3 separate regions of the Homo sapiens genome follow, and regions 2 and 3 are each linked to region 1. A link is a contact called in ENCODE Hi-C or POLR2A ChIA-PET data. All regions are on one chromosome and are shown on one strand. Each heading gives the region's core, a stretch centred on a gene start or an enhancer-like site at or near the end of the contact. The rest is flanking DNA. Distances are from core to core; before and after follow the strand shown. Region 1 holds the start of AMD1 (adenosylmethionine decarboxylase 1). Region 2 overlaps ZBTB24 (zinc finger and BTB domain containing 24). Region 3 has its middle 11 kb from the start of CCN6.

Region 1 (4,636 bases), core at 1,330-3,829:
TGGTAAATAACCTAACCACTTGAGTGGTCACTGAAAAATGTTCCAACGAAGGTTATCACGGGACCTTAGTTAAATCAACATATTTTTCAGTTCTTGCTTAACTTGCTTTATCTACAACAGTTACAATGTGGCAGTGTACTACCAATAGTTGTTCAATGAATGTTACATGTCCACAAAATGGATGGCACTAAATCATCTACACAAGGGAATATTTTGTCCTTCAAAGTTTAACTTTGGCCATGATTTTAAAAGCCACACTGGAGCAGTAAAACAATTTGGGCTGATTAAAGTACAAAGTAAAAAGGGTTCTTAAACATTTAAAGAAAGCAGGCTGCTTTGTAAAAAGCCTCTTCCTCCTCTCTCCACTTTGACTCAGGAAGCTCTAAACAGCCAAACCGCCAAGAACTTGGGGAGAACAAAATCTTCTTCCCTTTATTAAGAACATGTACTTACTATTATTTAAGGGCTCAAACATTTAAAAAGCCAAAGTGACAACTTCTGTTATTCGTTTTCTAGGACTGTTCTTACCCAAGATTTTCTAGGTTCTTGCCAAGATTTTCTAGGTTAATTATCCTGATCACAATCGTTTTACCAAACGTCTATCACAAATACCATCTTTCTCATCTGTGAAATGAAGGAAATACTAAGCTTCTCCATGACCAAAGTCCGCTTCCTATAATCTCACGTGAGCCTGGCACGTAGTAAGCGCTATAGACATTTTAAGTGTCACACGAAGCTTGAAAAAAATGAGACGTGTGACATTTTAGCTATGACTAGTATTTTTTTCTACAATGGAATCGTTCAAGATACACTGCTAGAAACCGGGTTTCCCGTCGTGCCTTAAAGTCTCGGTAGCACGTGTCTGCCTGGATTCCCTTTTCCAGTTGCTTTTTGTCAAGGGACAGCTCCAAGAACAGCTAACACTCCTAAAACGCCCATTGGTCCACACCCTGGGGCCAGGCTCTGAGTGCGGCCCAGGAGCCCATTGGTCGCCGCCTCTCAATGAAGCTGGCCACGCCAGTTACTCCGCTGCACCGCCACCCTAGCCGCACTCGTGCGCAGAGGAGCCAGGGATCCGGTGGCAGGGCCTAGGAAGGCCATTGGTGGCCACCGGTGCGACCGCCGCCAGGAACAAGGCCTAAGCATCCACGGGATCTCTGGGCTTTTATATAAGCATGGATTTCCACAGCAATACCAACTAAAACGCCTCTTCGGCGCGGTCAGCCCAAGTATCTCTCGCGTGACGGCCCGCAGTGGGAGTGGGCCCCAGATTCCTTTGCTCAAGCTTAAGGCATTAGAGGCATTATGTCCTGGGGCAGGCGGGCCTCCCTCCACCCGCACCTCTCCCGCCCCGCTCCGCCGGCTCCGTAGCAGGTTACACAACCCAAGGTCAAGAGATTGGGGAGCAGCCCCCAGCGGCCTCAGCGGCCGTGTCGAGGGCGGCCCCGGGGACTGCGCCGTCTGCCCAGCCGCCCCGAAAAGGCTCTGGCGCAGAGCATGTTAGGGGAGCGGTGGGGCCCCGCCACTGCGACATAACTGCTCCCGCCCAATCCCCGCCGCCCGAACGCCACATGCTGCCCGCGGCCGCCGCGGGTGGGAGGCCTCTTCGCCAGCCCCTCAGACAAGGCCGGGAGGGCCCCTCCTATCCGCGCCCGAGGCAAGAACAAGCGCCGCTCCCGCCCTCCATTCCCCGAAGCCGGCACGCCCGAATTAGCGCCTGACTAAGCCCGCCGAGCCACACCTGCCGGAGGCAACCCGCGCAGGCGCCCCCGACCCCCACCTGGGGCCCCTGCCGCCAACTACTACGGAGGGAAATGTCGGGAGGCGCGGGCCGCAAAACCACCCCGGGCCGCGCCGCCCGCCGCCCAGCGCGGGACGTTACCTGAGCACGCGGCCGCGCCGGCCTCCTCCCCTCCCCCAGGGCAATGCCAGGCGCGGCAACCACGGCGGGAGAAGCCGGCTCCGGCCCGCGTGGACATGGCCGCTCTCCCCCAAACCGCGCACCTTCCAAGGCCGCCGAAGCGACCCCAGGCCGCAGACTTGCCCCCAACTGAAAGCTGAGGGAACTCGGGCTCCACCCGTGGCTGGTGCCTCGGCGGCGGCGACAGCCCCCAGGCCCGGATGTCAGCGAGCGCCCCGGGGACCCACCTTGGGATAGTGCGAAGATCCCCAGATCCTTGGTTTGCGTCGGGCTGCTGCCGGGAGAACCAAACCTCCAGCAGCTTCTCGGTCCCTTCGAAAAAATGTGCAGCTTCCATCACCGTGAGACTAGCGAACAACCAACAACCACAGAAAATCAACTAAATTAAACCTCTTCTCCCGCCGCTGCCGCCGCCGCTGCGGATTGTTCCAGCTGTGTTACTAAAGTTCAGGTTCCTTTTTTTTTTTGCTATAATTTTATATTAACTTTTTTTAAAAAAAGGACTAATAAAATTTTCCCGGCTTTGTGTGAGCGAAAGTTGAACGTGAGTCTTTTGGAAATAGAGGCAGATACAGTTCAGTCTCTTGTATTCCGCTGCTTTCCCGTTAGAGAGAGTAGAGCGAGCGCTAGCTAATGTCGCCGGCCATACTGTGTAAGCGAGAGCGCTGCGTGAGCACCGCCCTTATATATCCCGGCTCCCCCCAAAAGACCAGGAAGTGACGCATCGTCCCACCTCCACGGCCTATAGCTGCTGCCGCCTGTCAATCACTCGCGGCCGAGTGGCGGCTGGCTGGCCGAGGGCCTGGCGGAGAGCGCGGGGAGCTGCCCACTGCGCTGCGGCTCGGGCTCTGGCCGGCTCCTGAGTGGGAGTTGGTGCTGTGATGTCCAGCTGGGGACTAGAAACCTCGGATCGAACGCAGAGTGGGTGGGGAGAGCGGGAACGGAATGAGGAAAGGCTGTGCAGAGCTGTTTAGAAAAAAAAAATGATTAGCAGAAAACATGGGTGGGTCCTTAGGGGTGTTGGCGGGGTTCAGCGGGGACGGTGGCCAGCGCTGGGTTGGCGTGGTGGTTTTGATCTTGTGCAGTTCACCGCGACTGCTGAGGTACTTGGCCATTCTTAAAAGTGTGTTTTCCCAAGGCGAACGCAGCCAGGCGTTAAAACTAAACATTTGTCCGTGACGCGCACGTTGCCAGGGGTCGAATTAGAAGGCGCTTTAATTCTGCTCACGCCTTGGCTGATGTGCGAATGAAAGCAGTCCTCGGCTGGTTTATACAATAGCCAGAAGCATTGTCTTCCTATTTCAGAAGAGAAAAGCAACGTGGCGCCCAGCCTTGGAGGGCCCCGGCTTTACCCACCTCCCACCGTGTGGCTCGCCATGCCTCCGAATTGGCTGAGCACAGCAGCCTCCGGGAAGCACTGGCAGCTCCGTTGCTCCATTAGCTCAACTGGTGGGAATTTATTCAGCAAAACTACTTCTAGAAACTGAATGTGTTAAATATAATCTGAACTTATTTGATCATGTTTTTCTTTGAATTTTATCAAGCTGATGTATTAATTGATGGAGGTTCTCCTTACCCCCCAAAATTTACAGTGCTATCTTCCCATGTGCTTAAGAAGGATTTACCTGGAAATTAATAAAACAGGGATTCCAGAGCTATCACTGGTGGTAACTTAAATAACTATCAGTCTAATATTTTATAAGTGTTAAGTATAAAATAGTCGTCAAGCCATGGTCAAACAGTTTAACCTCAGATGGCAAAACTGGTAACAAAGTTATTACTTTTACTTGGGAATATGGGAGGAAAAAAACCCAAGCTGACATAAAAATTGCTATTGTCACAAGACAAAAGGACTTTTCGCTATCATCCTTAGAAAAAAACTTTCCCCAAAGTGAAATAAGATGATGTCAACATGAAAAATCCACTGAAAAAGACATGGTTTGGGTTTGCACTCTAGATACCCTGTAGAATAGCTCTTGTCTTACAAGAACGTGGTTCACGTGTCTCCGTGAAACCTGTTGAAAGAAGCTATGTTGTGAGCTAGGTACATAAACTACTCTTGCTTTGTTTTGTTTGTCTGAGACGGAGTCTCGCTCTGTTGCCCAGGCTGGAGTTCAGTGGCGTGATCTCGGCTCACTGCAACCTCTGCCTCCTGGGTTCAAGCGATTCTCCTGCCTTAGCCTCCCGAGTAGCTGGGATTACAGGTGCATGCCAACACACCCGGCCAATTTTTGTATTTTAGTAGAGACGAGGTTTCACCATGTTTGCCAGGCTTGTCTTGAACTCCTGACCTCAGGTGATCTGCCCACTTCGGCCTCCCAAAGTGCTGGGAGGCCACCGCACCCAGCCCTCTTGCCATGTTTTATAAGCATCCAACTCAAACTGCGGATTGGGACAAAAGATAATAAATGTTGCTTATTTTATAATGATAAAAGAATGTGGTTACTCTACTTGGAATAAAGATAAAAGAAGTATTTCTGTGTTTTACAAGCTGTTCAATTATTTGATGGTTCTTACTGAAGAATCTGCCTACTAAACCACCTCAAACACTAATTGTGGTATAAACATAATTTGGCTTATAATTGCTTATAATTAGTTGCTTCTCAACTACTATTATGCTTTTTTCCCAGTGCAATTTAAGTTAATATAAAAGTGCCAAGAATCTTGGCAAAGTAAATCCTTATTAATTTGATATAGGATAATTTAAATAGTCTA
Region 2 (4,636 bases), core at 1,248-3,747, 1.4 Mb after region 1:
AATATAGAGTGTGTTTCTTAGGAAATAGAATGTTATGCTTTGGGGCTCCTGAAACACCTCGTTTTGAAGGTGAATCTTTGGTTTTCTCCCAGAAGAGGGTCTGCCTTGGGATGATTGGAGCTCTTACCATCAAAATCAGTTATTCAAGTGCTTGCCCAGTGCTTCTTGAAACTCACCTCTACTCTGTATTTTCTACAGTTGGTTCTTGTGTTATAAATGTTGTGAGCAACAGATTAAATGATGCTGAGGAATGAAAAAAGATTCTCATTATAAATGCTTACCTAGGATTCTCATTATAGATGCTTATCTAGGTTTTCATAAATGGGAATGTAACAATATCTTCCAAATATGGAGTCCTTACTATTGTCCAGGAGCCAAGCCAGGTCTGTTAAATCTGTATCATATCTTACTGGGTCTCAAACATCTTCCATGTCATGGCACACAGATTTACAATATAGCACCCTCTGGTTGGAGGACTCCAGTCCCCTCTGTTCATGACTGGTATATTAGTTTGCCATGACTACCATAACAAATACCACAGACTGGGTGACTGAAAAAATAGAAAGTCCAAGATCAACGTGTCAGTGGGGTTGGTTTCTTCTGAGGCCTCCCTTCTAGTTGTCTTCCCCTGCCTGTATCTTCACATGTCCTTCCCTCTGTCTTACTCTCTTTTAAGAACACCAGTTGTATGGGATCAGCCCACATTAATGTCCTCATTTAATCATCTTTTCAAATACAATCCCATTCTGAGATGCTGGGTATTAGGACATCAACATGTGAATTTGGAGTAGGGGGACACAATTTACCTCCTAACAACTGGCATCTGAGTGAGGAGGGGAGCAGTGTCTGGGACACACCTTAACCACTGGAAGCATGTCTCATCTTAATCTTCATGACATTCTGGTGAGGTGAGTAATTATTATGCTTATTGGACAGATGAGAACATGGAGCCCAAAGAGAAAGTCTGTTGCCAAATGTCATACAGTAAGTGGTAGAACCAGAACTAGGGCACAGGCTTTTAAAACTTTAAGCTGGATTTCTTATTCCCAAGGTTAATAGAACCAAAAGAAAAGGACAATTTTCTTATTAAATAAGTAATTTCTTATTTATTATTAAATACATAATTTATTTCCCACTTATTAAGTTCTTATTAAAAATTACATATTTAATAAGAACTTACTAATTAAAGAATGTGACCTGCTTAATGTAATAGAAGTTTTTGACTAAAATTGAGGGTCTATGTCTGGAATTATAGCATACTTTTTTCTTTTTTTAAGTGGAGACAGGGTCTCACTATATTGCCCAGGCTGGCCTCAAACTCCTGGCCTCAAGCAGTCCTCCCACCTTGGCCTCCTAAAGTGCTGGGATTACAAGCATGTGCCACCTGCATACAATTATAACTTTTTTACATAAAACAATAGTAGTGAAAGTTACGGTCTACAGAAATTCAGTAACTACCATATAATCATGTTAGTGTTTCACTACTATTGATTTAAAGCTTAATTGGTAAGAAAATGTGGCACATATACACCATGGAATACTATGCAGCCATAAAAAAGGATGGATGAGTTCATGTCCTTTGCAGGGACATGGATGAAACTGGAAATCATCATTCTCAGCAAACTAACACAGGAACAGAAAACCAAACACCACATGTTCTCACTCATAGATGGGAATTGAACAATGAGAACACTTGGACACAAGGCAGGGAACATCACATACCAGGGCCTGTCATAGGGTGGGGGGCTGGGGGAGGGATAGGATTATGAGAAATACCTAATGTAAATGACAAGTTGATGGGTGCAGCATACCAGCATGGCACATGTATACCTATGTAACCTGCATGTTGTGCACATGTACCCTAGAACTTAAAGTATAATTTAAAAAAAAGCTTAATCGAAATTTGCCAGTTGGATGAAAGTTACTGGTAAGGTGAAAATGTCTTAGTTAACAGGAGCCTCTGTAAGTGAGCCCTTTTTTCAAATTTTTGACTGAGGATATTTTAAGTTTAGGGTAGGTTTGTTTTATTTTTGTTATCCTTAATAAGCATTAAGGTAAAATTTCATTTTCAGTTTCTAAACTTAAGCCTAAACTCTTAAGAATTGAAAGAAAACTCTTTGTTTTGCTTTTGTAAATAGCAGATAAAGAGGAATGACCTGTGAAAAATCTGCTTGCCTTGCCTTTTGTAAATAGCAGCTCTCAAGGAGTGACCTCTAAAAGAAGCTGGAATGTTGTGATAGTTTATCCTGCTCTCAAATCCTTTACACATAATTAAGCAGCAAAAGACTTTAGCTTACTGGAGTGTGTGTGTGTGTGTGTGTGTGTGTGTATTTATATATATATTTCATTCTAACTTGAAACATGGGACATCAACAGCTTTTAAACTAAAGCTCATTCGATTACATTTCTTTTTTTTTTTTTTTTTTTACGTAGGGTCTTGCTCTGTCACAGGCTGAAGTGCAGTGGCATGATCATGGCTCACTACAGCCTCTTAGCCTCCTGAGTACCTGGGACCACAGGCATGCACCACCACCACACTCAGCTAATTTTTAGATTTTTTTTTAGAGACAAGGTCTCACTACGTTACCCAGGCTGGTCTCAAACTCCTGAGCTCAAGTGATCCTCCCACCTCAGCCTCCCAGAGTGCTGGGATTATAGACACAAGCCACTGTACTCAGCCCACATTCTCAGTAATACAAAATGTAGGAATTTAAACACATTTTGGTAACAGCAAGGGATCTTAGCTTTTTTATGAGTCTGAAAAGTGGTACTATATTCAGTGTGAAGTGTGAAAAAAGGAAAAAATTTGAGCAGGGGTCAGGATAGAGAACTTTTATTCTGAATTCATAATATCCATAATATGTCACTTTAAATATAATTCAAAGATGATTTTCCAAAAGAATAGTTTGGGTATTGGTTTTAGTTCATTCATATGACTATCCTTGTTAAATGAAAAGTCAAACTGAAGCTTCCTTAGACTAAATCAGAGTTAAAAACAAAACTACATTTTAAAAATCCACCTGTCAAGATAATTTTAGTTTGGTTAATTAAGTGGCTTCTGGATAAATGTTTCTTATAATCTTAGTGTTTGAAGGGCAAAGGCAGTCTTATTACAAAAATATGGGCAAGTATTTAACTGATCCTGAACCTATTTATGTGTTTAATCTTTGCAGCCTCTCAAGGTAGAGTCCTTGTGTTATCTCAGAATCTATGAAATCATAATTGTGCTTTGACTTCTGGGGAAGGTATTGAGTAAAAAGCAGCATACAGAGGAATAAGGTGGGAAGGAAAAATAGGAAAGAATGGGGGCCCCAAGTTTGTGATTTACCCACTCCAAGCCAAGAGACAAAGCTGGGTGTCATTCTTGAAGGGGCCCACCTGACCCCCACACCCAATTCATGGCCATGTTATGTCAGTTTCACCTTGAAATATCTTTTGACTCCATCCACTTCTCCCATCCTCACTATACCATGTCACTTGCCTGTACTCCTGACAAAGACCTGATTGATCCTTTCTACCACCTCCTGCTGGGCTTTCTCCACTGGAAGTGGTGATCTGTTTGGGCTCACCATTGTACCCTTAGCTTAGCATCAAACAGAGTGCCTTGCTGAATGAATGGATTTGCATTAGTTATTAAGATAAATATGACCGTGTCTCTGCTCTGCTTAAAATCCTTCTACAGAGTTTCCATTGGCCTTTAGAATAAAATCTCCAACTTCCTCTTGGGACCCTCTTCCCCATTCTCATTTCGTCACGTGGTTCCTTGGTGTTCCCCAAACATACCCAGCTCTTTCCTGCCTGAAGGCTTTGTGGCAGGTGGTTTCTCAGCCTTGAAAGTTGTCTGCCCCCACTCTGATTCATGAGTACTCATCTGTCCTCTAACCTCAATCAAACCATGTTGTCACATCCTCTCATGGCACTCTCTACACCTTTGGCGCAGATGTCACTTTTTAAATCATGGGCTCTGTCTCTGGCTATACTGCAGCCACAGCTTCCCGGCCCAGGACCATGGGTTTGTTGCTTGAAGATACTGGCCTGCAGGTACAAAGCCATATTACAGGTGACTTAAACATGCCACCTACAGTACTAGGGACCCAGTTTCTGGGCCCAGGAGATAAGAAATTGGGAGGTGACAGAACATGGTATGGGGCAGAGGAAGGAGGATCCTGTCGTAATGGCTCAGGTTTTAACCTAGGCTACTGCTAGGTTTTACCGTTTGCAAAAACATTAGAATGGGACTCCTTTTTTTCTTTTTTTGGACGGAGTTTCACCCTCGTTGCCCAGGCTGGAGTGCAATGGAACGATCTCAGCTTACCGCAACCTCCACCTCCCGAGTTCAAGCGATTCTCCTGCCTCAGCCTTCCTGAGTAGCTGGGATTACAGGCATGTGCCACCATGCCTGGCTAATTTTGTATTTTTCATAGAGTTGGGGTTTCTCCATGTTGCTCAGGCTGGTCTCGAACTCCCGACCTCAGGTGATCTGCCCGCCTCAGCCTCCCAAAGTGCTGGGATTACAGGCATGAGCCACTGTGCCCAGCCTTAGAATGGGACTCTTTAAACTGACTTCATGTGTCACCCACTTATTTGATCCAATATGAATTGGCCAATGTGATTGTGCCAGTATTTTTAGTTCTAC
Region 3 (4,636 bases), core at 1,071-3,570, 1.2 Mb before region 1:
TTTTACAAAGCACTAGCCTCACGATCCCAACGTGACTCTAGTCACATGTGCATGAGAGAGTAGGTTTGTTTTCTCTTCTTCCTCCACTAACGTGTATACAAGCCTTGTTAATCAACACCTGTGCATTCTCTGAGGGGCTGTTCTGTGCGTGCTAAGGTGCTGCCAATGCCCCCCACCATGGATGGAGGGACAAAGAGGTGCCAGGCTCTGCTTGGTCCCCTGTCCAACTTTTAATAAACCAGGTCCAAAAATGAGCAACCTCTGACCACCACAAAATGCTCTGCCCAGCCATCTGCGTGGGGCTTGGGTCAGAGTCTCCTTGAAAATAAACAGGTGTCCTCATTCCAAGGGCCTTTAAAAAAGTCAGGCTGTGGCCCAAGGAAAACAAGGCCAAATATCTCAGAGGTTTATAATTCATTTTGTCACTTGGCCTTGTTAGTCTGGTTTGCAGGGGGAGCTCTGTGTGGGAAACAGGGCTGAGTTAATCAGAGGCAGACACCGAGGCCGACCACATGCAAAGGAGAAGCAAGAGAAGAGGAGGACAGAAAAATTTCCAGTATTTCCAAATGTGGGTGAAGCTAATCTTTCAGAGAAGGAAAAGTATGCATAATGTGGTGTGTCATTCCTGATTTGTAAAATGCTTGCACATGTGAATCATAATTCAATTAGATGGGGACAGTGACAGGCATCCTGGACTTGGAGTCAAAAGACCCTCATTCACCTTCAAGCTCTGCTACTTTTCTGAGCTCACTCACCTTAGACAATTTCCTTCAGGCCTCCCTGCCTCCAAGCTTCCTACCTCCCCCAGTCCAGCCTCAACATTGCCATTTGATCTCTTTTTCTTAAACACAAATTAGATCATGTCACTCTCCCGCTCAAAACCCTTTTTCACTCCCCCTGGAATAGAACCCAGCTCCTGGGAAGCACAGTAGAAGGCCTTCCACGATGAAGCAACCTCACCCCTGCACTATCCTTGCCTCACCTGCCAGCTCAGGTAGCACAGACCTGCTGTACTGCGAGTCCCCCAGCCTCTTGCTTTTGCTTATGCGATTCTACCAGGACAACCCTGCCCACTGCTTTATCTGATAAGCAGTTTGCACAAGCGACTTCTCCCCTGAGAACGCTTCCTAACCAGCACCCACAGCAAAGCTCCTCAAGCAATTAGCGTGCCACCCTGCCCTTGTAAAGCCCATACTGCAATCATCTGTTTATATGCACGGTTGCAAGATTTTGCTTATAAAAATAATGATAATAATAGATGCCCAGTTAACTGCTTTAGCATATATGGGACACACACACACACAAATTCCGTGTTAACCTGAAATTCAAATTTAACTGGGCATATGTTCATATGGCTTGTCCCTACTAGACTGGGTCACTGAAAATAGAGACTGAGACATCTTCATAGCCTTGGTACCCACAACATGACTGACTTACAGCAGGGGCTTGGGAAATACTTACTTTAGAGTTTTTAGCCTTAAAGTTACTAATCTTACAGGAAAATGAATAAACACTCCACTCACTTTTTATTTGCCTTCTTCAGTGAGATCTACATTAAGTGAGATCTAGGTTTTGCAGAAGGCTAAAGGTCACCCTTCTGCAAAATCTAGATTGCAGTTTCCAGACTGTCCGGCTCCAACCTGCCATGAGCCCCTGCGGACGCTAGATGGCGGAATGGGTTAAGGGACTAGCCCTGCTCTGGGGTCCGGGCGCCCCTATATAAAAGCAGGCGCTTCCTCTGCCGCAGAGCCCTGCATTATTGATTGTGACGCTGCCGCAGAGGTGGGAGGAGCCCGCCGCCATCTCGCCAAGTCTGCAGTATCGGGAACATGGCTTTAGGATCCTTTTCTCTCTCTGCAAAAAGTCCCTCGATAGCTGGAAAGAGAGAGCTCTCTGTGGCCCACATGATTGTTTTCATTCATAGGAAGATCAGACCTTCCCATAGTCAGAATCATTTTTATTTCACATTGTCATTCTGAATAGCGGCACCAAAGAATAGCAGCTGTACTTTCTGAAAGCCACTGATTTGAATCGGCACCTATCGTAAAATATTACCGCGTCACTGAAAGGCAAAATAGTCGGGGGCGGTGGGGGAAATTCATCATCTCTTTAGGTTTCTCAGTTACAAAACATTCTTATAAAAATAGATGAAAGTACTACGGACGTAAAATAGTTTCATGATATTTAAAACCACGGCCGTATTTTCAACCAGCATTCATTGGAACCGGAATCTGTATCTTGGAACTGAAAAGCGCTGATCTGAAACTAAACCGTGGGTGGGGCCCTGACGCCGTCCCCTCCGTGGCACCCTTCCCTCCGGGCCAGCAGAGGGCGCTCAACGGGCAGTCAAAGGGGCTCTCGCAGGAGTCCTGCCTATACAAACATTTTATTTTAGCAGGGAACTGAGTTGTCTATTTACTCACCAGTGTTTTTATTTAGCCAATGCCTTTCTTTGAATATAGATGTGCTGATTAGAGTGCTGTATTGTTCCCTCTCTTTATGAGCCACACATATAATGCATCCTCCATGTTGTCTCATTTGAGTTTCCTTTGTGAAATGAGAATTTAGAGACAGTGTAAAACATCTTGACTAAAGAATCTTAGATTCTGTACTCATAACCATCAAATATAATTCAACAACACATTTAAAGCAGCTTTTCCTGTTGAATCTTTCCCAAGCATTTTGCTTTTTCTTTCCATTGGAAATATCTTTCTTCATGTATCTGTGTATCATCAGTTTTAGTAATATTTGCTCAAATTAATATTTGCTCAAATTGTGTCGTTATCGGGATACAATTAAGTGGAATGAACAGATTAGGAAAGAGGCAAACAACACACTGGGCCTACTAAAGAGGAGCCTCCTCTCCTACCAGCTGTGAGCTCTCAGTGAGCTCAGGGTGTGTTCGTATGTTCCACGAAAGAAACTAAGAGTTAATTAATCTGTCCTGGTACGCGGAGGTCAATCAAGACAGTTTCCACCTGAATTCAGAAAGGTTACATCATTGTTTAAAAGAAATACACACACACACACACACACACACACACACACACACACACCACTTTTCCAAATCCACATGTAATGTAATTGAATCAACTGCTAAATCAAATGCTGTCTTAAGACTTGACAGAACAAAACTGAGCTCACGCTTACACACACTAGGACTGTTAATTGATGAGGCTCATCCACAAAAGACTCTCCAAAGTGAATCTCGTGTCACAGTTTCAGAGTGTGGAAAGCAACTCTTCAGTCCTGGATGATGGCTTTCAGAATGCCATCTGTGTCCTGTGCATGCCAGGCACACAGACACTGCCCTTACCTGCCCCTCAGGTTTTATGTCCAAAGTTAGTATGTCCACCTTCAGTAAGCAAGAATATCAGTTCTTAAACTCAGGTTCACAATAAATATATTTTTAGAATCCCTTAAATCAAGTCGCATGTAACTCCAAGTCCCCCTTTTATTGAGCTGTTGGACAGCTGAATCATAATCATTATTGGGCACCTCCTCCATCCTGGTTTGGGTCAGGGTTCCAGGTCCCTGCAGCCCACAGGCAATGGTTCCTTCAGGTTTGACAATCCTGCTATTTCAGTACCAGCCTTGGGTCATGAGAACATTGGTGCACTGGAAGATGCTGCATCTAGGGACCAATCTCCCTGGCTGGAGTCGCTGCTAGGGATATCTTGGCACCTCCCCAGCCCAGCACACTGCCAAGGAGAGGTGAGCAGCTCCCATTCTCACAGGACCTCTGACCAGTCTTGGGGGAGGAGAATCTCTTCCAGCCACCTAGCTGCTCCAAAAATGTGCCACTTCCTCCTCCCACTCTAGGAATTTACTGTAAACGGTAGTATCAGCTGTAAACCCTTTCAAACAAGATGGTGCCACCATCCCCACCCCCATTCCCAATAAAACTAAGGAGCTGCAGAAACTAAATGTGTGGATTGGCACTGCATGGGAAAAAGTTCTGTTCTAATGGGACAACGTAATGCTAAAGATTCAAAGCCACTTTGATCAAAAACATTCTGTCTTTTCTGGACAGTTACAAAAAGAGGAAAGATGGAAACTTTCCCACCATGGAGAACATGGGAGCTCTGTTTTGGGGCTCTTGAAGCATTTCCATGTATAAACACTTTGTTTTGTTAGCCAGCATTTTCGGTTCATGCATTCCTTCAGTCCCACCTCTAATTAAGCAAAGGCATTAAATTTTTAGTATCAGTAATAAATATCCCTTCCACCCCCCAAAAATGTTTATTACAATTATATGTTTTTTCTGCTACTGAAAAGGAATAACTTAAGTTTATGTGATGTAAATGTTGGCTTTGAGAAAATGAATAGGGAAGTGAGTCAGGAAGCAATCAACAGGAAGCATAATGGTGGGAAAGAAAGCTGGGACTCACAACCCCTGAGATCTGGAGGGTGAATGCAGGTCACCGGGCCACTTCCTTTAGGGAGCTCATTATTTCAGAGACAGCACACCATTGTTGGAACCCTGTGTAGCAGCACTGTCTAGCAGAACTTTCAGCAATTATGGAAATATTCTATAATATAGAACTATAATGTGCTGTTGAGCATTTAAAATATGGTCAGTGTGAATGAGGAACTACATTTTTTATTTTATTTAATTTTAATTAATTTAAGTTTA

What was found. Hi-C counts contacts between places; a loop is a spot of excess contacts on that map. ChIA-PET counts read pairs that join two places held with the same protein, here RNA polymerase II (POLR2A). Pooled maps may share reads with other maps.
Region 2: a map of B cell shows a loop between it and region 1 (4-fold over the local background). The contact joins the enhancer-like site here to the promoter of AMD1 in region 1. A Hi-C loop is called at or near these places in 2 of 168 maps with a recorded cell type or tissue (B cell and naive thymus-derived CD4-positive, alpha-beta T cell), 4 of 37 single-sample maps with no recorded cell type and 13 of 50 pooled maps. POLR2A ChIA-PET finds 5 or more read pairs at or near these places in 4 of 52 experiments (CD4-positive, alpha-beta T cell, GM12878, activated CD4-positive, alpha-beta T cell and 1 more).
Region 3: a loop to region 1 is called in a map of CD4-positive, alpha-beta T cell, with 7 times the contacts of the local background. The contact joins the enhancer-like site here to the promoter of AMD1 in region 1. A Hi-C loop is called at or near these places in 1 of 168 maps with a recorded cell type or tissue (CD4-positive, alpha-beta T cell), 1 of 37 single-sample maps with no recorded cell type and 9 of 50 pooled maps. POLR2A ChIA-PET finds 5 or more read pairs at or near these places in 4 of 52 experiments (CD4-positive, alpha-beta T cell, T-cell, activated B cell and 1 more).

The regions. Positions count from the first base shown.
Region 1 is chr6:110,872,728-110,877,363 of GRCh38, reverse strand. AMD1 (adenosylmethionine decarboxylase 1) reads right to left here and starts at 2,579. Exons shown (of 9, transcript NM_001634.6): 1 at 2,149-2,579. The coding sequence starts at 2,258. RefSeq lists enhancers at 727-1,441, 1,442-2,157 and silencers at 1,405-1,594, 1,625-1,694, 1,755-2,004.
Region 2 is chr6:109,458,217-109,462,852 of GRCh38, reverse strand. ZBTB24 (zinc finger and BTB domain containing 24) reads left to right here. Exons shown (of 7, transcript NM_014797.3): 7 at 1-259. It also overlaps a transcript of MICAL1 not described here. Among named protein-coding and RNA genes, the nearest start is that of MICAL1, 4.8 kb to the right of the region's middle. RefSeq lists an enhancer at 3,660-3,709. Within about 2 kb of position 2,497, at least 4 of the 41 ENCODE cell types and tissues checked have a DNase peak (open chromatin) inside an H3K27ac peak, as active enhancers do; they include B cell, where a contact is called at or near this core.
Region 3 is chr6:112,040,880-112,045,515 of GRCh38, reverse strand. No RefSeq gene overlaps it. Among named protein-coding and RNA genes, the nearest start is that of CCN6, 11 kb to the left of the region's middle. RefSeq lists a silencer at 1,652-1,751. Within about 2 kb of position 2,320, at least 40 of the 41 ENCODE cell types and tissues checked have a DNase peak (open chromatin) inside an H3K27ac peak, as active enhancers do; they include CD4-positive, alpha-beta T cell, where a contact is called at or near this core.